2 separate regions of the Homo sapiens genome follow, and region 2 is linked to region 1. Evidence: chromatin loops called from intact Hi-C (ENCODE). Cell type or tissue: MCF 10A. All regions are shown on one strand. Links, peaks and the distances in the headings refer to the core of each region. The heading gives the core; the rest is flanking DNA.

Region 1 (11,415 bases), core at 1,206-9,205:
GTTTACTAACCTAAAAGGCAAAAACACAAAGAAGTACCATCAGGATACAGGGCAGAGAAACAAGTAACACTTTCTGAGAGAGAGGTACAAGCTTCTGAACCCCAAAATCCACACCTAGATTAAACAGATGAGAATAAAGCATCAGAAAGAATAAGGCCTTTACTTTGTCTGAAAGTCCAACTTCCAGGCCTGGAATTCAAGGCCCAGATTCATAAACAGATATAACTTTTTGCAGATGCTGAAATAATTCACCACATAGGCAACAGTAAATATGTACAGGAGACCACTTGTTCTGGTCTTAGAACCCTCGTAATATCTGAATTTTGCAATAAAGGTGTAACTGTGCAGTGTGGCCCAGCACGCTTAGTCATGAACACAGTTCTCATTGATGACTCTCACCTCTCCAGACTAACCCAGATTGGCCAGGGTATATTGGTCAGTGCCATGCAACAAGGAGAAAAGTCAGTTACGCAGTTACTCTCTGAGAGTTGTGCTAGTTGAAGAGAAAAATGAGCAAGAAAGAAAACAATGCCACATTTCACATTGAGAAGAAAAGAAAGTAGAAAAGGAAAACTATCCGTGCATTGTTTCTTTGGAACTCACGCACTGGACACATGTCCCTCTTTCATTTATCTTAATAAATGTTGAGCACTTGTTTTATGCCTGGTACTGTTCTAGGGGCTGAGGAAATAATTGTGTGCAAAAAGAAACATTGCTCAAATCAAGTTGACATCCTACTAGGGCTATCTTCTGTGTTACCTCAAGGTTAGTGGATGTAGGGGAAAAAAACTATTTACTAGATAGATTTTCTGGGAAGCCGTCAAAGCTATGAGGAGTGAACATATGGGAGATGAGAGAATGTTCTGGCACAAAATTTTAGTCTTTCCCATGGGCCCATTTGTTAACTTGTGCTAAAAGTTTTAGAAACTTCAAAATAGAAATAACTCATGATACATAAAAAGTCATGGGGGGCGGGGAGAAGTTAGTAGGAAATTACTTAAAGCCAGAGAGTATCAGATTTCTTTCTGTAGGAGGATAACCATTCTTAAAATTATTGTTAGTTAATTATGATCTTCTTGAAGACTCCACAGTGTCCCTCTTGAATATAGTCAGAGGCCATGAATAATGTGTGTGACTGAAGTGGTGGTGCTAGAAGCAACATAGAGTGAATTGTGGAAAGCTTCTTCTCTCTAAAGCATTCAAACTTACTGTTTAAGAACATGGTGCAGGTTAAATTCAGCCCAAGGGCTACCAAATTACAACCTCTGCCACAGTACTATGAAAATCTATGTTTTTTAAATGATAAAAATAGTAATAATCATTATCATCATTATTCATCAGAAGAGTATTATTAGTGCACATCTCTTATTTTTGCCACCCAGAATCCAGTTACCCTTCCTTTCATGATCATAACCTATTTTTTTTCCTGAGTGGATGGCAACCAATCCATCCCCTAATTTCTAACCACGTGCTTTGAGTAAACCTCCATCCCAGGAAGAGATGGAGCATTTGGGCATAAGCCAAGAAAAGCATTATAATTACCTCAGAAGGGGTGATTGGTTTTGTAAGGACATGACCCAATTAGACCTAATGAGATGCAGTAAACTCTTATAAACCTGTTATTTGTGGAAAATAGATTTTGCTTTCCATGTTTGATGTGAAAATGGGACATTGTAAGGTTTGGAGCTGTTCCCATCGTCCTAGGACCGTGAAGGTACAGCCTGTATGAATAAACAGCACCAGAGTTTACAGATTTGGGTTGCCATGGCAATTTAATATCTCTGTGGCACAATTTCCTAAACTCTAAAGTCAAGGGGGATGGTCTAGATCAGTGACTCTTAAATTTTTCTACCTACAGAGAAAAATAAATACTTACTCTCAGGGGGTGATGCAGTATAACTCCAAACGGCCTGTCATCAGTGGAAATTTGATTCAATTTTATGTTCTGTTTTAAATATAGACACTTTAAAATTTTCATAATGTTTATCTCAATATAAACATAATTCTCCATGAAGAACTGATGTTCCAGGAAGATGGGCAATGGCTGTGTTTCTTCTGGAGCTTCCTCTAGCCCCTGGCCCATCACTCTTGCCTTGGGGGCATTGAGAAACATGGGGGCCCATCACTCTTGCCTTGGGGGCATTGAGAAACATGGGGGCCCATCACTCTTGCCTTGGGGGCATTGAGAAACATGGGGGCCCATCACTCTTGCCTTGGGGGCATTGAGAAACATGGGGGCCCATCACTCTTGCCTTGGGGGCATTGAGAAACATGGGGGCCCATCACTCTTGCCTTGGGGGCATTGAGAAATATGGGGGCCCATCACTCTTGCCTTGGGGTCATTGAGAAACATGGGGTCACATCTGCTGCTAAAGAAATGCCCACCATTAAAAGTCTGTTAACTCGCTTTTCTGAACACTTGACCTTAAAGATGCCCTACAACCTATCTACATGTAAGAGTGATATCATTGAGCTTTCCTATAATTCAAATTAATAAAACACTACCAAATAATTATTTCTTGAGAATTCAAATGGGTCCTTTTTTTCCCCTTTTTCTACTTCTCCCCATCACCACCATTCTGCTCCCTTGCCGTTTTTTTTTTTTTTGTCCCATTTTGGACAAAAATTATAAATTAAAATTATGATATGAATTTGAAGATTGCTACTCATCTAGCATAAATAAGCAGCCCTGCCTCTCCTTATCCAACATACTAATATATGTATTGTTTTCTTAAATGCAAATGCCTTAGGCTTTTACGAGTTAACAGACTGTTTCACCCACTTCATTCCCACCAAAGGAAGCTAAACAAACAAGGGAGGGTGGATGAGGACAAAACAAGTTTTTACTTCCAGGAGAGCTTTATTTGAAAGCATCCAGCTCTGAGGATGCAGTATGAGTCCTGCCAAGCTCCAGGCAAAGCACCCTCCAAAAACTTGAGGACATTCTGCTAACGTGGGGAGTAATTGTGGAAACAACATGTTACAGAGACATTGAAAACTAATCCTGGATTTTCCAGTGTAATGTACATTTGCTGGAACATTCAACTCTTCCCAGGCAGAAGTAAGAATGTTTATAGCTTTCAGCCTCACTGTTTGTAAATGGAAAGCTGAGCTCAGAGTTCATAATCACTGATTAGGCTGCTGTTTTTTATCCAACCTTAGCAGAGGAAAAAATAGTGGGTTCTCATACTGAACCATAAACACATGTTATGTTAAGTGTAATAAATTCCCTAACATTGTACTCTTTTTGAAGGGAAGAATGAGGGATATAATAGAACATTTTCAGCTAAAAGCTAAAAGAGACTGTCTAGTTGGCATATCAAGTTAGAAATGAAAAGAAATCCATTTAAGTACTGCAGCATATGTATTTCATGGGCTAGCATCATAGAATACTGAAGCTAGAAGAGCTGCAGAAGTACCTAATCCAATTCTTTCTTTACAAAAGACAAAACTGAAAACCAATGAAGCAAAATGATTTAAAGTCACATAGATAGTTAGTGTCAACATAGATAGTAGGCTCAATTCTCCTGATTTCTAATGCAGCATACACTGATGGTAACTACTGATCAGTGCCACATATCATACAGGTCATGTCACAGCATTCTGAAACATGTAAGTTCTTTTTCTCACTGTCTGGACCACTTTAGACCTAGGTATGTAGCCATTACCATCATGTGGGACTTTGTTTATGGGAACGGCCTTGCCCCACCTCCTCATGCACGAGAATGAATGCCTTTGGCTAAGTAAGAAAGCTCAGAAAATATCTGTAAGTAGGTCTGATTTTGATGAGTCAAGAAGAAAACTATTGATTATAAGCTAGGAATAAAAACAGTGGGTCAAAATATAATAACCACATTTTCTAGTTTCTTTATATTTGATGCTTTGACATCTTGGAGACTTGCAGACTCTGGAAAGACTGACCCTAGTTAATTCTTAGAGATAGTAAAAGACTAGCTTATGAGTGCACCTTTCATATACCAAGTAACCAATCCAGAGCCCACATCTCAACCACCTTCTTTATTAGTCCTTTACACTGAGGACCACTACCCGCCTGCCCTACTCACCCCAGACCCAGATACCAGACAACTAGGGACAGCCCCTAGATCCCATAGCGTGCTGAAATTACTCGAACTCATCAATACCAAACCTGTTTGCCCTTCCTTGCCAGTCACTTCCTGTGGAAACCATAATAAAGACTTTTGTCCACATTTTCCCCTCACTCCCTCTGCCTCCTGATGCCAGCGCTTCCCCAGGGTGGCCAGGTGTGGCATGGTGTACCCCTTCCTCCTGGAACTGTGAGTAACAAACTACCTTTTCAATGGCAACCATCTCCTAATCTGGTCACCTGCATAATAATAACAAAACCTACATTTTGCAAAACAGAGGTCAAAAGCCAAGAAAACTAAAGGTGCCAAAATCAGAGATGGGTTTGAAGCAAGCAAGAGGAAATAAGAGATAAGTCACAAGTAGGGATAATGTGGCAAAAGTCTGGCTCAGAAGGAACTCATGCAAACCCAGAATACTGATGGGAGTATGCCTTTGGTGCCCTGCTGCTGATATGGGAGGGTTGCCTTAAAGTGTTAAAGTGGCACATCAACAAGTTCCTCCTGAACACATCCTTAATAAGTGGCATGTGAGCACTAGAACATTCCTAGACACAGACTCACTGTGCAGCATTCCCATGACCGGCGCCCTAGTTCTGGTCCATAGCAGAATGCTGAAACAGCTTCTTAGTCATCTCTCTGCTTTTTTTCCCCACCCGTATTTAATTCATCTATTTCAACCCTTCTAAGTCACAGCTTGAATGTTCATAAGAATCTTCCATAGTTCCTCATATCTTCCTCATTTAAATTGAATCCTCGCCGTTACATTCAGAACTTTCCAAATGGTGTCTCCAGCCTGTCCTCCAGTCCTGACTTCCACAGTTCTACATTCCCTACGATCTGGCAAAATTAAAGTATCCACTGTCCTTAGCACATTTTTCCCATGCACTGAACCACTTCATTACTAGTAGCACCATAAAATATATTTTACAGTATTGATTTTGGACATAAACATATCTGGGTTTGAATTCTTGGCCACAAACTGGTGTGATCTTGGAACTCTAAGTCCTTTTTTTGCTCATGATAAATAGATTTCATAATATATATGTTACAGGATGATTAAAGAGGTTAAATGAGATAATACACGTAAAGATCTCAGCACAATTTTGGTGTGAATTAACACTAGTTAACAGCAGCTATTTTATCGTTGCTCACCTTAAGTGTATTAGAGTTTTCAAAGTATGTCAGAAACATAATGACATTTGCTACTCATGAAGTTCTAACATGTATTATAACTGTTGCCATTTTTCAGATGAAAAACCTCAGACTCAAGAGAAGGGACTTGCTCCAGGTCGTATAATTAGGTAAGAATTACAAAAGTTTTTTTTTTTTTGAGACAGAGTTTCGCTCTTCTTGCCCAGGCTGGAGTGCAATGGCGTGCTCTCGGCTCATGGCAACCTCAGCCTCGCAGGTTGGTTCTAGCAATTCTCCTGCTTCAGCCTCCCAAGTAGCTGGGATTACAGGTATGCACCACCACGCCCGGCTAAATTTGTATTTTTAGTACAGACGGGGGTTTCACCATGTTGGCTAGGCTGGTCACGAACTCTTAACCTCAGGTGATCCACCCGCCTCGGTCTCCCAAAGTGCTGGGATTACAGGTATGAGCCACTGTGCCCTGCCTAAAAAAGTTCTTGACTGCTTCTTACTTTCATTCTTTTCTTCTCTACAGTGCAGATGACATAATGCCTTATAAAGTAATTTAATGAAAGGAATGGAAGTAGTCATGTTTTATTCTCACAGTACCTAAGAATTAAGAAGAAATTTTTAAAAACTTGGTTTACTGATTATTTGTATGTGCCTAACACTGTTAAGAGTTTTATATAAATTTTTATTATTTAAATATAACAACACATCTGCAAGTTATATATTATTACATATATTTTCAGGTGAGAAAATGAAAACTTATGGAGATTAACTTGTTCATATCACACAGGTGGCAACTGACAACACTGTACTCATCTAAGACAAAAGCCAACATACTTAAACACTAGATTAAGTTTTGATTCAAAATAGGCATGTAATTAATTTCTATTGAATCAAATTTTAAATGACATATGGAAAATAAACCTGCCTTGCACTGTGGTAGAGGGAAAAATAATGAGATTTTCTGGAAAACCAATTTGTTTGTGTATATGTGTATGTGTCTCTGTGTGTGTGTGTGTAAAACTGATAGATAGATAGATAGATAGATAGATGGATGGATGTTGTGCCCAAGCATATAAGCATGTTTTAATAAGCACTCTTTCTTTTAACAATAATAGAAATCCAATTTAAGCCAAGCACATGGATATTTGGAGGGTGGGAGGGAAGACAACCTTACCAGCCTCATTTGCCACTAGCTGTAACCCTGTGGAAAATTCTGATCAATGGAGTGTTAGGAGAGAAGATGTAAATGACTTATAAGATACACCTTAAGGGAAAGTGCTAGCCACTTTTTCTCCCTTTCTTCTACCCTGCTTAGATCATGAATGTGATGAATGGAGGTAAAATGTAGATTAGGTGAATAAAAATTGCTCCTTAAGGGTGGCATTGTGGACATCTCAAAGTAGCCTGAGTCCCAGGCAACTGTTGTGCCCCGAACATTCTAGATCCTAACTTTACATGAGAAAAAAAGTGTCTATCTATTTAAACCACTGTTATTTTGGTCCTTTATTACATACAGCTCAACAAATTATAACAATTCTTATATCTTAATTATTTACTAATGCATAAACCAAAGCTAAGAACAGAAAGAAGGAAACAATTGAAATATTTTTTGAGGGACTTATGGGTTAAGTGTCTAGCCATAGACTTATGAAATTTCAGAGTTGAGAGGGACATGAACGGTAATCTAATCTATTCACAGAGGCAACCCTCAAATCTACTGTCCCAAATTACAAAATCCAGTCATGGGGTTATGCTAAATTAGATGTATCTAAAATAAAGTGTTAATTTTCATAGTTGTCAGAGCCACATCTATGTATTCAAGTATTCATCACTTGAGTCGAAAATTTACAGGGCCCTGATACTTGCCTAAAATGTACTGGGTCTATATGAAGTGATACAGGAAGGACAAACAGCTGAAGTCATTGCAGGAGTTCAATGGGAGATATTAATCAAAAGAAGATTGTCAAATGTGCACACAAATTTACCACTATGGACCAGGCACAGTGGCTCACACCTGTAATCCCAGCACTTTGGGAGGCTGAGGCAGGAGGATCAGTTGAATCCAGGAGGTCAAGACCAGTCTGGGCAACATAGCAAGACCCCATCTCTACAAAAAAAAAAAATTACCACTATGCTATACCTAAGATCCGTCATTATCTTCATTTAGTTAATCTAACCTGCAATACTTTGTCTCAAATCCTGGAGACTTGAGGAAGCATTTTCTCCCACACATCCTAATGACACATCTTCAATGACTTCTATCATGGGAAGTAGGATCACATCACATGAGACTCATCATGGTTTTTAAAATATGTGTTTTAGAAGAATTGCATTTGCATAGTTATGCAACTTTGGGAGTGAAGTCATTGTTGCTGTACAAAGTAAAATTGTGGTTTATTCTCGTGTTTCTGCTAACTGTTCAGAAGGAAAGCAAACAAATTAAAGGTGCTGACACATTGATAACACCTTCCTTAGCAGAAAGTTCAACACCATACTCCTAAGCATTGTTACTCAGCATCTGCCCAGAGGCCTGACAAAGTGTAATACCCAGACACTAGGTAGAGATCCCAAGAATGGTAAGACATGTTACTTCCATCTGTTCCTTAAGGGGTGGGGTTGGGTAAGAGGAAAACAAGTTGCCCCATGAACAACCAGGATTTTTCTATTTGACTCCTGAATTAAACCCACCCCTCACCTGTACCCAACCCCACGCCACCAAAGGAAGGCATCCCCCTCCATCCTCCTGAAAATACCCTAAGAATCTGATCAAAAATTGACAATTTAAAAGATGCTCTAAAGTCTGTTAAGAATTGAGTTTTCTTCATCTAACATAATTGCTTTCTCAAGCACTTTCTGTTTTTAAGCCATGATTAGGATGTTCTATTGAAATAGAAATACACTGTTGCAAAATGTGCTTTCGCAAACAAAAGAAGGACTGCCTGGGAAGTTTTGCATGATTGTATTCACCATTGCTTATGTACCCACAAACAATGTTGTTATGGACTATCAAATGTATTTTACTCCTGAACTACTTAAAATAATTTATAGAAGATACACTAAAACTTACAAGAAACACAAATATTTCATTGCATATCACTATATTAAGTGTATTTACCTTTAATGGTAAATATACTTACCACTGTACTCACCAATTAATGGTAAGTGTACTTACCATTGTTTTTGTATTTTACCCATACAATTACTTTTTGTATTTTACCAATACAATTTTACCAATTAATGATAAGTGTACTTACCATTGTTTTTGTATTTTAAGGAAAGTAATACTAACTCTTCAGAGAAATAAAATTTGCTCACTTAATAAATATTCTAAGCCTAACTATTTGGTTGAAGTTAAATATATTTTATAATTTTTTTCCTGGAAATATTTGGTCATTGTAAAAAATATATAAAATACAAGTAAGTATAAAGAGAAATAAAACTCACTTCACTCTAATCCCATAATACAAACAAAGTAAACGTTCTGGTATATTTTACAAAAATTTAATATACCCCTTTATTTTATATTTAAAATTATATCACAAGCATTTATCTGTTTTAAGACATTTTCTGTTGTTCATGATATGTCTGCATTCTCTTTTGCTCCATGGACTATATTTTGTTTGGTTTTAACTCAAGTTTCTTGAAAAAAGTCTACTGGTACTAATGGTTAATTTAAGGATTCTTCTAAGACAAGGGAATTTTAATATATCTTGGAACAAGGAAAGTGAAAACACAACATAATAAAGCTTATAGAATGCAGCAAAAGCAGTACTAAGAGGAAAGTTTCTAACAATAAAAACCTACATTAGGCCAGGCACGGTGGCTCATGCCTGTAATCTCAGCACTTGGGGAGGCCGAGGCAGGCAGCATCACCTGAGGCTGGGAGTTCGAGACCAGCCTGACCATCAAGGAGAAACCCCATCTCTACTGAAAATACAAAAAATTATCTGGGTGTGGTGGCACATGCCTGTAATCCCAGCTGCTTGGGAGGCTGAGGCAGAAGAATCACTTGAACCTGGGAGGTGGAGGTTGCGGTGAGCTGAGATTGTGCCATTGCACTCTAGCCTGGGCAACAAGAGCGAAACTCCGTCAAAAGAAAAGTGAAAGATATTGAGTAAACAAGCCAATTTCACACCTCAAGGAACAAGAAAAAGAACAAGCTGAGCCGAAAGTTAGCAGAGGAAAAGAAATTATAAAGAATAGGGCAGAAACAAATCAAACAGAAAATAGAAAAATAAACAAAACTAAGTGTTGTATTTTTTTAAGATAAACAAAATCAACAAACTCTTAACTATACTAAGAAAAAAAGAGAAAAGACAAATAAAATCAGGAATAAAAGAGAAGACATTACAGCAGAAGCCTCAGAATAAAAAGGATCAGAGGGAAAATTATAAAAAATTACATTCCAAGTTGGATAACCTAGAAGAAATGGATAAATTTCTAGAAACATATAAGACTGAATCATAAAGAGATTTGAAAATCTGAACAGACCTACTAAGGCTATTGAATCAATCATCTAAAACCTCCTAACAAAGAAAAGGCCAAGACCAAAAGCCTTCATGGTTAAATTCTGCCAAACATTTAAAGAAAAATTAATGTCAATCCATCTTAAGCTCTTCCAAAAATCAGAGGAGGAAACACTCCCAAAGTCATTTCATGAGGCCGGCATCACTGTGACACCAAAGGCAGAAACATAACACACTTAAAGAAAACTTCAGGCCAATATCCCAAATAAACACATATCCCCAATAAAATGGTTGCAAATCAGATTCAACAGCACATCAAAAGGATTACATACTATGACAAAGTGGGATTTATCCTTGGGATGCAAGGATGGTTGAATACACACAAATCTATCAATGTAATACACCACAGTAACAGAATGAAGGACCAAAAGCCACGTGATCACCTCAAATAGGTGTAGAAAAAGCATTTGACAAAGTTCAACATCCCAAACTCTCAGCAAAATAGTTATAGAAGAAAATTTCTTCAACACAATAAGAGCCATATTTAAAAAAAAAACCCTACAGCTAATATTATAATCAATGGGGAAAAAAATGACACCTTTTTCTCTAAGATCTCATACAAGGCAAGGATGTCCACTGTTGCCACTTCTATTCAATATAGCACTGGAAGTCCTGGCCAGAGCAATCAGACAAGAAAAAAAGATAAAAGGGCCAGGCACGGTGGCTCACGCCTGTAACCCCAGCACTTTAGGAGGCCAAGGCGGGGGGATCACGAGGTCAGGAGATTGAGACCATCCTGGCTAACCTGGTGAAACCCTGTCTCTACTAAAAATACAAAAAATTAGCCGGGAGTGGTGGCGGGTGCCTGTAGTCCCAGCTACTCAGGAAGCTGAGGCAGGAGAATGGCATGAACCCGTGAGGCGGAGCTTGCAGTGAGCCGAGATCGCACCACTATACTCCAGCCTGTGTGACAGAGCGAGACTCTGCCTCAAAAAAAAAAAAGAAAGAAAAAAAGATAAAAGGCATACAAATGGAAAAGGAAGAAGTAACATTATCTCAGCACATGATCTGATCATATATGTAGAAAACCCTAAAGACTCAAAAAAAAAAAAAAACCTGTTAGAACTACTAAACAATCAGCAAAATTTTAGGGTACAAAATCAACATAAAAATGGGTGGCATTTCTAATCACTAACAATGAACTGTTTGAAAAGGGAAATTAAGAAAACAATCCAATCACGATAGCATCAAAAATAATAAAATATTTAGGAATAAACTTAACCAAATAGATGACAGATTTCTACACTGAAAATTAGAAAACATTGATGAAGGAAATTAAAGAAGATAGATAAGTTGAAAGATATCCTATGTTTATGAATTGGAAGAATAAATGGTATTAAAATGCCCATACTACCCAAGTGATCTACAGATTCAATACAATCCTTATCAAAGTCCTAATGGCATTCTTTACAGAAGAAAAAAAAATACTAAAATTTACAAAGGACCACAGCCCCAAATGGCCAAAGCAATCAATAAACAGTGCTGGAAAAACTAGATCCCCACATGCAGAAAAATGAAATTAGGCCTTTATCTCATACCATATACAAAAATTAACTCAAAATATATTTTAGACTTAAAATATTGACTTAAATGTAAGACCTGAAATCCATAAAACTACTAGAAGAAAACACAAGGAAAAA
Region 2 (11,415 bases), core at 1-8,000, 150 kb before region 1:
ACCATTTTTCTTTTTCCTCAGCTTGTTAGATGTTCAAGTATGCATAAAGTTTCTCATATATGCCTCAGGGTTTTTTTTCCTAATTATTATAAAGTAATAGGAAAAAAAGGAAAATGTGAGTATTCTGTGATTTATCTATGCACTTTTAAGCTTTAAGACTTAATTGCTCTCTAAATACCTTGAATATAATTGCTTTCTTATGAAATGTTATATAATTCTAATCTAATTAACACAATTTAGCTGGGCATTCTTTTATAATTCCATTTATTTATGTTTTTATTTTCTTCCAAAAATCTGAAATTGAGTTTTCAAAATTAAAAAATCTATTGTTAGGAACTATCATATGTATGCAAACAGCATTGAAATATCTCACATGATGTTAGAGAAAATTTTATTTAAATTACATATGAAGGTTAAATACTGGGTAATGTAACTAGTTCTCTGAATTCTTTGAAGCATTTAAGTTACTTTTAAACTCTGAATTCTGTAAAATTTGCAAAGGTAATTTATATTTTATAGAACTAATGCAACTACAACTAAGCATTTTTAAAATTACACATAATTTTGTAACTTATCCAACCATTTATAATTTTTTAAGCGGATCTTGGCACTTCTTCCTATGCCTCACAGGAATTTTCATAATGTTCACAAGCTTCTTTGACTTACAGTGAAAAAAGACTTCTGTCCCTTTAAGAGGGGAAGGGGAACCTTAAAATTGTGACAGAGGATGTTCTGATCTGTTACTTCCATTCAAAAAGATAAATTCTCCTTTGTGCAACCATATTGTTTCAAAGTTAATTTTAGCACATTTACTTCTGTGATTACTTACCTAGAAAATTACAGAGTATAGTGTCTGTGTACATAATAAACCTTGTCTCTTTTGCTCTCTGACCTCTCATTGTTCCAGAGAGCCCTGAAGTTATGGCCATCCTCCAAATGAGCACATGCTTGGTTTAAAAAGGGTCAGTAGATTATCTACCATTAAAAGTAATAAGGCACATAGAAATAAAATTACGTTCATACTGTTTGAATAGTCCTAGTTGGTTAACTTTTTGAAAAGCTTGTATTTTACTCTCAGAAATGTATAATTTTTCTCTCTCTCCCTGCCACCTCCTGTAGACTTTCGGTTTTTCAACAATTCAGTAGGATTGTGTCAATAATTAGATTTGTGCAAGGCTAGAATCATGTCTTTGGATATCAAATCCACATCTCAACATTTTCTTCTATCAACCAATCTTTAGATACGAAAAACTAGTCATTATTAGGACATTAACTTTTTTCCTTTCCCTCTATCCTCCAGCCCAAATGTCTGTGCCCTTCAACAGATTTTGGGCACCAAAAAGAAATACTTCAGCACTTGTAAGAACTGGTATAAAAAGTCCATCTGTGGACAGAAAACGTAAGTCTCTTTTTTTTTTCATAATATGTCAGTTCCAAAAACAACATCATGATGTATATGCCTTCCCCTGGGTGTACACACCATTCTTCTTGAAAATACTGACCAAAATTGTGAGAGTTATTTAAAGAAAAGAAAGGAATACATACGTGAATAAAGAAGTTCTCCCTGCATCTCCAATATTACTATTAGAACTCAGATTTCTTCCTGAATCCATGTGACATGGAGGCCAGAAGGAAGCAGATCACATGGCTCAGGATTGGGTATAGAATCCGTGTGAGTAAATGATGTTGTTTCTACTCCTGGTTTGGCCCTCTTTTATCTTAGGCAAGTCACTTAACCTCTGTGACTTAGTTTCCTCATTTTATAAAAAAGTGGGCCAGAAAAACAAACTGATTTAAAATATCAGAGTTTCTGAGGCAAAAAGTTAATGTTTGTCTCTAGTCATTTGGAAATTGTCTAAAGTATTCCAGTTTACCGGAGAGTTTTCATCAAAGTTTAAAGTTAAAAAATACTTGAGTTTTATCTCTTTATTTAATCCAGTGATTCTCCGTTCAAGATGCTCCATCCCCAGAGGTCCACAAGGTGATAACGGAAGCTCATCATTATAGTTAATATCTCAATAGCCCAAAGGATGATTATGTTTTAACATATGTTTCACTGATTAGCTTAAAATTTGAAAGCATTATTTATTACTTAATAGACATGCCTTCTGGTTTATTTTACCAATAAATATTGGTGGAAAAAAGTAATAAACACTCTGGACTTATTAAGGTCAAGAACCACTCCTGTGATCCAAAGTCTTTATTTTACAATGAGGGAGACCAGTCATAAATAGGGCAAGTAATGCAATCAGAAAGGTTTAGGTGTCATCCCCAGTCAAGAAAACAGTGCAAGTGGCTCCTTCCTGCTTCCTATTAATTTGAAGTCCACCCTCAGTGAAGGATCCCTTGAGAATCAAAAGACCCCAGGAAGAACCTGCTTAATACATCAGCATTAAAATTCAGTTACCCTAAGTTCGGGTGGAATAATTTATTAGAAACTTATTTCTAAGTTAATAATATTGGTATAAATCCTAAACATGGGCCAGGAGTGGTGGCTCACACCTGTAATCCCAGCACTTTGGGGGGGCTGAGACAGGTGGATCACTTGTGGCCAGGAGTTCGAGACCAGCCTGGCCAACATGGTGAACCCCATCTCTAGTAAAAAAAAATACAAAAATTAGCCGGATGTGGTGGCAGGCACCTATTTGGGAGGCTGAGGCAGGAGAATCGCTTGAACCTAGGAGGTGGAGGTTGCAGTGAGCCGAGATGGCACCACTGCACTCCCGAGTGGGCAACAGAGTGAGACTCTGTCTCAAAAAAAAAAAAAAAAAGATACTAAATATGGAATCACTTAACTTCTTGTAGACTTACCTGTAAAACATGGATTTAATAGCTATATTATAGAGTTTCTGAGAAAATAAAATGAATTGATAAATGTGAAATTACTAAGTAACCATAATGCATAATATCAATTGTTCTTAAAATTAAACTCTTTTAAACAAATGCATAGATGTAGACAGGAAAGGAAGTTGTGACCAGATGCCTATTTGAAATGCACAAGATTGTCTTTATTTCTAAGTAAGAACCATGTATACAAGGCATTTAAGCTTAGCTGGGTTGCATCTCCACATGGTAACCAAGTCTAGGGCACCAGAGGACTTTGCTGACCATCTCCTGCTCATTGGCTTAATAGAGTTTCAACATGATGTTATCTTTTGACCTGAACATTATTCCTATTATTGTGCAGACTTCTGCTAGACTTGTGAGTCATTCACACAATTATAATGCAATCAGTTGTTACAATGATCTCTGCCATGCTGCAAGCTAGGCCCCAGTAGGGACTCTAAGGCTCTGAGTTTTCCTCTTTGTTATTTATATTCTTGGATACCATGAAGCATATTTGAAATGCACACTTAACTAGATAAGAAAGGACCTTCACCCTGAAATGTTAGGGAGAATGCTTATTACATCCTTCCTAGAAGATAGAGAAGAATGCCATAAATTTACTTTAACCATCTAAATATATGAGAGATGTCAAGGCTTGTACAGAGGCTATGCCAAAATTCTTTCTTGCTTTCCATTAAAAAAAAAAAAATCACTACTTTGAAGCCTGGCTTTTTTTTTTTTTAACCAGAAATGTAACAGTGTCTCCTTTGTTCAATTGTATTAGCTTATTTTTCTAAAGTAGATTCATTTTCAAAAACATAGTTACGTCTGGGCACTGAAATAAATGTAAATGCTAATTTCAAATAACCAAAGAAATCAATACTATTGACAGGAAGACTGACTGGTCTGCCATCTGCTTGCTTCTGCTGAAATTTCCAGAGATATCATCAGGACTTTATGATCAGATGACAGAAATGTTTGCCTTTCAGCTGACAGTTGCTCTGGGGATTTGAGAAAAGTAAACTGAGCAGGCCTAATGAAAAACGTGAAGCTTCCTAGGGTCAAGATATTGTCCAAAATATATATTGGTCTAGTAATATAGTATTCTGGAAACTTCCTCTAGAGAATGTCTGTGATATTTTTAGCTGGCATCTCATGAAATGTTAGATACTATTCTGAAAACAAAAATAAATTTCTCATGTTTAGAGCTATGTATAGCAATATTTTTTTTACTCTTGTTTTGCCCTACTGACCATATGGGAACATTGAGTTTTGGGTAGCATAAATGTTCTTCTGAAAAAAACTGCTTTTTTTTTCTTTTCAAAATATCCGCTCAGAGATAACCACATTGTTCAATTATCTGATGATATTACAATGAACTGCTGGAATTTTATCTCATCTACTGCATTAATTCTCTACATTATGACTGACCCTTGTCATATTAGCATTTGCTAATAATAATTTTTTGTTAAATTTCCTTTTCTATTCACTATTTTACTTCAAGTAAGTATTATCAATCTATGGACTAAGCACATTTGTATCTCATTTTTTAAATTGTTTACAACATATGCTAAAGCTAATATATAAGCAATTGTTAATCAATCTTTTGACATCCAATAATTAGATTTATTTACAAGAGCTCATGTAAATAAAATTATTTAGAGGCTCTATTATGATTTGCATAAGGCTCCTATATACCTTTTATATGTTTCCAATACCAACTATTCTTCAAACTATATTAAAATTAGAGAATAACTTGAAGTGGGTATTTCCCATTTAATTTTGTCTGTATTTTTAGCTATCTATTATTCTTAAGCCAATATTTCATGCCAGGAATTTTTTATTAACAAATAAAGAATGAGGATCCAAGGTTATAAACCAGACTACAAATCCTAGATAATTACTTAGTGTAGCAGGGTTCAATTTGAAAACATTTATTTACTTTTATTCAACTCTATAAAATCATCTTTTATATCATTAAAATTTTTGCTTCTTGATAGTTTGCTTTTATCATTTTTATCATACTAAAAAAAGATTTTATTCTTATACTTGGCGATCTCTTTCATGTCTAAATTATTTTATTCATTCATACTTCTTGAATACAATTAAGACAACTGGATAAAAAGCCAGAAAAGAAATAGCATTTGAATAAGCTGATTCATGTTTAATTAGTGAATTGCAAAATAATTAATCTATAATTGTCATAATCTGTTTGACATGATATTTATCAATTAAAAATTACAAAACGATGTGCATTTATTTTTTACTTGTAATAATCCCCCTATTTCTAATTGTTTGGTACATGTACCTTTATATTTCTTTTGAAAGGAAACATAAGTAACTATGTAAAATTTGAGTTAAAATAGGCTACCTATGTTAGATGATGAAGTCCAGAAAATATTCTATGAAATGCGAAAAAATAAAAATTAGGATTATATTATAATATTAATAATATAATTATACATTAATATAATCAGTTTTTATTTTGTAAGCAATTATATATAATTTTAAATTATTATTTTCCCTCAAAATATAGTAAATTAGATAAACTTATTTTTTGTATATCGTGATATCTTGAATTTTCTGGTCTGTTACCTTAATTATTGCCTATAGAACTTAACACACTTCGTTAACTTTAAACAGGATGCCACTTTCTTGAATACTAAACTCTAATATTAAAATAAACTTACTTAGATTATTTTTATCAAATTTTACAAAAATAAAAAGATTTTAAAGTTTATATATAATATAATACAATTAATAATCCTACCAACAATTCAAACCAAATATGGCATTATTTTATCTAGCAATGAGATAGCATGTTACGGACTCCAATGGGTCAATGTATTTTCTTATGTTTCCAATTATATTAAAGCAGATTTCTAGCCATTTTTAGTTTACAAAATGATTTCAAAAGCATTATTTCATTTGAGATTCACAATTACTCTGTGAGTAGATATTATAGCTACTATATTCATGTTAAATGCTTGGGGAAACAGGGACTCCTATTGATTAAATGACTTGCTCAAGGTTCACATGTCAACCAAGTAGTAGAACTAGGACCCAAATGTCGTTCTTCTGGATCAACATTATGGAACTTTTCTATAGTAACATGAGACTGTAGTGAGAAATCAAACTCATAGAAATATAGAAAAAATCGGCCGGGCGCAGTGGCTCATGCCTGTAATCCCAACACTTTGGGAGGCCCAGGTGGGCGGATCATGAGGTCAGGAAATTGAGACCATCCTGGCTAGCACGGCGAAACCCCATCTCTACTAAAAATACAAAAAATTAGCCAGGCGTGGTGGTAGGCGCCTGTAGTCCCAGCTACTCGGGAGGTTGAGGCAGGAGAATGGCGTGAACCCGAGAGGCGGAGCTTGCAGTGAACCCAGATCGCGCCACTGCACTCCAGCCTGGGCGACAGAGCGAGACTCCGTCTCAAAAGAAAAAAGAAAAAATCAGGGGGGAAAAAAAACCTGATTTTTAGAACCTCAACAAATCAAGTCAATAAGTGAAATATTTTGTCAAATTTATGTAAAAATGTATCCTATTTAGTTTCTCATTTTAATATTAATTTTCTTCCTATGTACAGGACTGTGTTATATGAATGTTGCCCTGGTTATATGAGAATGGAAGGAATGAAAGGCTGCCCAGCAGGTAAAATCTCAATTTTTTGAATTAAATAAGGAATTATATGCAAAGAAAGGGTTGAGGTGGCTTGTGGAGAAGCCAATTGTGTATGTGTGTATTCAGCACCATCCTAAATCCAAGATATATCCCTCCTATTTTTGTGTTAATCATGAATTTATGAATGATAAAATATAAGAGCATATTTCTCATGCACTGGATGCTGGGCAATACAACAGAAACTTAGTCACAAATTTAAATTAGTTCAGCTTCCCTTCAGGAACAAAACTCTTTACAAAATCCTGTTCTTTGAACTTGTCTAGGAACATGGAACTCAACTACTTGGCAAAACTTCATCTTCTCTAGTTGAACAGCTCTGATTTTATAATATTCTTTATATTGAAATTTGGTTTCCTCTACTTCTGCCAACTAGAGAAAAAAAAAATAGCTCATCTATTTCCTCTTTGAAATGGCAGCCATTCAGATATTTCATGCCAATCACCACACCTTTCCTCCAGCTACCTTCTCTTCTTGAATAAAGTCTTCTATTCTCTGGCTAACCATCCCCAATTCTTTTAATATGACACAGACTTTGAAGCCCTCCCCATTATAACACCAACCCACAGAAAGTCTCTAGTCCAGTAATCTTTCTTCTGAATACAAACCTAGACTGATATTTAAAGTCCATCCATGTGGGTCTGAGCATTTAAGACAATACCAAGATAAGTACCTGATTTGGGGACACCTTGCACTTTGGATAATGTCATTGGTAACCATGTTACATCATTAGCTTATATTGAATTTAGAATCAATTAAAATTGATTACAGTTTTTTTTACATACACTATTAAGTCAGGTCTCTAGGATTTGTTTTTCTCAATTTAGGCATAGGAATTACATGGAACCTTGTTAAATTTAACCTTGTTCATTTTGACTCAATTTCTCCATCTTTTTAGGGTCTTTTAAAATCCTGGTTTTATACTTAATAGTTGTGTCACCAAATCTAAGGATATTCACAAATTTAATAACCATTGATTCTATGCTATTAATCAAATTATACTAATTTTCAAATAAATAGGGTCAGAAAAAATAAGTTGACTGCACATTACCAGATAAATCCCTTCAGGCTGACATTCATTCATGAATCTTTCTTCTGACGTTCGGGAGAAATAATCTGGAAGGATTGAATATTTTAAATCATTTGCTCCCAGAAATTGTAATGAAAACAAGCAGGCCTACATATTTTTAGGGACCCAAATCTATAAAAATGATAGATTTAAATAACAGATAATATTGAATTATAATTGAATTATTATTGACATAGCAGGATTGAGATCTAAATAGGTTAAATGTTAAACCAGGATGACAGTTTAAATTTTTTTTTCCTCAACACAAAGGATATGTAAAATAATGTTTTTCAGTAGCATTTTATTATTTAGCACTCAAAAGATAACTTTTATATAAAAATGATTATTCATATAATTGTATTGCTAAAATTATTAGCTAAATGTCTTGGGAAACACAGCATAAAGTTTAAATGATTATGAATAATATCCTGAGAATATTATCCCCAGTACTGATTCATTTCTTGATTATTTCAGTTTTGCCCATTGACCATGTTTATGGCACTCTGGGCATCGTGGGAGCCACCACAACGCAGCGCTATTCTGACGCCTCAAAACTGAGGGAGGAGATCGAGGGAAAGGGATCCTTCACTTACTTTGCACCGAGTAATGAGGCTTGGGACAACTTGGATTCTGTAATTCATTATTTTTATCAATATATTTATTTTTTGCTGTTATTGTTATTTCATTTTAACTGACTTATTAACTTGGATATTAGTAGAAATTTTATATCTTTCTATTGTACATATATGAGAATACCTAAAGGGATGAGTTATTAAGGGAAGTAAAATATCTTAATACATCCGTAAATAGAATAAATCTCCAGGAGACTTATACTTTAATTTTTTTAAGAAGGGGAATCAAGAATCAGCTAAAAGGGCACTTACTATTCTATTTTACTCCTTTCCTCTTTCCTGTTTGTTTGTGAGGATATGTATGTAATTTCAGATAACATGTCTAACAGAAAGGTAAGTTAAGAAGCCTACTGAAATTTAAAATTATCATAAGCAGTATTATACAGCAATATTTTATTACGTATGTTTAATTATATGTATATATATGGATGTTCAGGTTGTCAAATTTGTATACATGTATGTGGATAGTTAAATGAAATGTGAAAATACATTTGATTTTCAGACTTTTGTGCACAGTCTAATTTACAATGCCTTAAATTATTACTCAATTTCCGAATCTATAAAACTGATATAAAAATACATTCCTACTTTCTACTAGATATGGAGATGAATTGATAATTATTACTAGAGTGAAATATACATAATAAAATGTAGGTATATATCTGTAGGCATTATCTTGCTACACTAGCTGTGTGGTTAATTGCTTGATTATAGAAATCGCTCCTCTGGTTGTCTTTCACCGCATCTCTAACCACCTCTCCAGTTCCTTTTGCTGACTCATCTTCTTCCTTGCCTTAAAGAATTGAGCAATGAGAACACATGGACACAGCAAGGGGAATATCACACACCAGGGACTGTTGTGGGGTGGGAGGAGGGGGGAGGGATAGCATTAGGAGATATACCTAATGCTAAATGACGAGTTAATGGGTGCAGCACACCAACATGGCACATGTATACATATGTAACAAACCTTCACGTTGTGCACATGTACCCTAAAACTTAAAGTATAATAATAAAAAGTAAAAATAAAAATAAAAAGAATGGAACTTATAAGAATTTCTTCCAGCACTTGACTCTGCTCTTTAAATGCACTTATCATGGTTTCAACTATCACTTTAGTGCATACAAACAGTAAACCTACGCTTGTTGTTTGGACTTGTTTCTTCTTGGAACCTCAGTAGAATATTTCTATTGTTTATCTTAGCATTTATCCTTGGATATACCATCTGCATCTTTAAACAAAAGTTATCTAAAACATATGCAATTTTCTTTCCCCCCAATAAATAATTGGTTTTTTTTGTTGTCTTTTCCCCACAATTGGCAGTACCAGTGTCAATGTTCAGACTTGAAATTTGTAAGCCATCCTTACCTCCCCTTTCTCCAATTCTTAAAAACTGCTGTTAGCCTCATCTCATGTTTCATCTAAAGTGATCCCCCTAATACTCTAATTTCTGCTGTACATTACCACTCAACCTTCCTGAAGCCTGGTTCTAATCATTAAATTCCAATGCCACAAAATCTTCAGTGGTTCCTTATGGCCAGTTTATTTCACTCCTCTTAGGGCATTAAAGTTATCCACGTTATTGTCCCACATACCCTTCTAAATTTCTTAGTATTATCTGAGAAACATAAAAGTGTGTATTAACCAAACTGGACAACTTTTGCTCTCTTGGCATTCACCCTATCTCAGCACTGGATTTAAAAGACCACCACACCATTCCTATTCATTTAAATCTCATGGTCTATCTCCAAACTACTTCCGAATAGCTGTTCTTTCTTATTGGAGCCCTGAAAGCATTTTTCCCCTCTGTCCTATATCTTACTCTGTCTACTTTTACCTGCTGCTATATGATAAACAGTTGTGACTTTTTGCTTTACTTATCATTATATTTCCCATAGCATTGAGTAAAGCATAATATGACACATAGTGTTGGATAGATAAAAAGGTACAGGACAGTTGAATTCTTGAATTTGTTATGGAATAAACATGAAACCCTTGTTAAAACTTAAGTGTTGCATACAAATATAATGTCATTTTTGTTTTCTTTTGTTTGCCATTTAAAGTATTTTAAATATGTGATAATTTCATATCTCCCTTTCTTATCATTTTATTATTTATATCAAGATTGTCTCTTCATCAACATATTCACTTTAAAAATTGTGTTCTAAGTACTGTATCACATTCAGGATCCTTAAGTAAGTATCTGAACTTACAAAATCCCTTAACCAATTAGAATAATATAATTTTAAGTTATTTATGTCAATTTTGTATGACCATCTGATAATGAAATGAGAAAATAGCAAGAGAGTAGAAATAGGGTGATCGTAAGACTTTTACTAATGTTCCACAATAAATTGAATTTCTATCATTGCAATTTTTCCTAGGATATCCGTAGAGGTTTGGAGAGCAACGTGAATGTTGAATTACTGAATGCTTTACATAGTCACATGATTAATAAGAGAATGTTGACCAAGGACTTAAAAAATGGCATGATTATTCCTTCAATGTATAACAATTTGGGGCTTTTCATTAACCATTATCCTAATGGGGTAAGTTTTATCAGTAAAAAGTACACTTATGAAAAATACCTTCTTTAATTTTGTCTATACTTTTTATATAATGCTCACAAAAATAATAAAATGTTAGTGAGAATAAGGTAAGTGCTATATTATGACTTTACCCCCAAATCTAGGGCATGTAAATTTCCAATCTGGTTATTAATTTCTACTAAAGAGTGATTGTAAAGGACAAATTACATGAACAGTTCATTGACAGTAGACAGGTATTCTAGAAAAGGAAATTTTAGTAGTTGATATGTTTGAAATAATTTATCGTAGTAGCAAAAAGAATAATCAAAGAATGAGTGTTCTTTTACTCCCCCTCTAGCTACTGTACTAACTGAAGTACTTGTGTGTTTGGATCAGATTTTGTGGGAAACTGCCAACAGGGTCATAGGACTTTTTCCACAGCCAGCCAAATTCTCAGGGACGAAAGAGGTCAATGAAGAAACAATTTTTAGGAAGTTCTTGTAATGTAACTAATTATATCTATACAATAATTATTTGTTTCTCCCTCTCAAAACTTAAATTTTAGGACTGATTAGACTTCTTTACCTAATTCATTGACCCACATTAAAAAGTTTATGACTATTTGCATAAAAGAGAAAAGCAATAATTTAAATGAAAAAAACACCTTTGCCTTAT

What was found. A loop is a pair of places that touch in the nucleus more often than their neighbours do. Peaks named below come from ENCODE experiments on the same cell type or tissue, not always from the same donor. Only the 100,000 strongest peaks of a DNase experiment are listed, where the experiment ranks them.
Region 2: it touches region 1 in a loop (2.8-fold over the local background); 3 of 110 quality-filtered maps call a loop at or near these places.

Annotation. Positions count from the first base shown.
Region 1 is chr13:37,439,945-37,451,359 of GRCh38, reverse strand. All of the region lies in intron 2 of LOC124903159 (a long non-coding RNA gene), which reads right to left. Among named protein-coding and RNA genes, the nearest start is that of LINC01048, 39 kb to the left of the region's middle. In MCF 10A, for the core only: no CTCF peak of the experiment used is centred there; a DNase peak (open chromatin) is centred at 4,679.
Region 2 is chr13:37,587,168-37,598,582 of GRCh38, reverse strand. It overlaps POSTN (periostin), which reads left to right. Exons shown (of 23, transcript NM_006475.3): 2 at 1,301-1,399; 3 at 6,419-6,483; 4 at 8,054-8,211; 5 at 10,597-10,761. Among named protein-coding and RNA genes, the nearest start is that of POSTN, 5.9 kb to the left of the region's middle. RefSeq lists an enhancer at 2,946-3,595. In MCF 10A, for the core only: no CTCF peak of the experiment used is centred there; no DNase peak of the experiment used is centred there.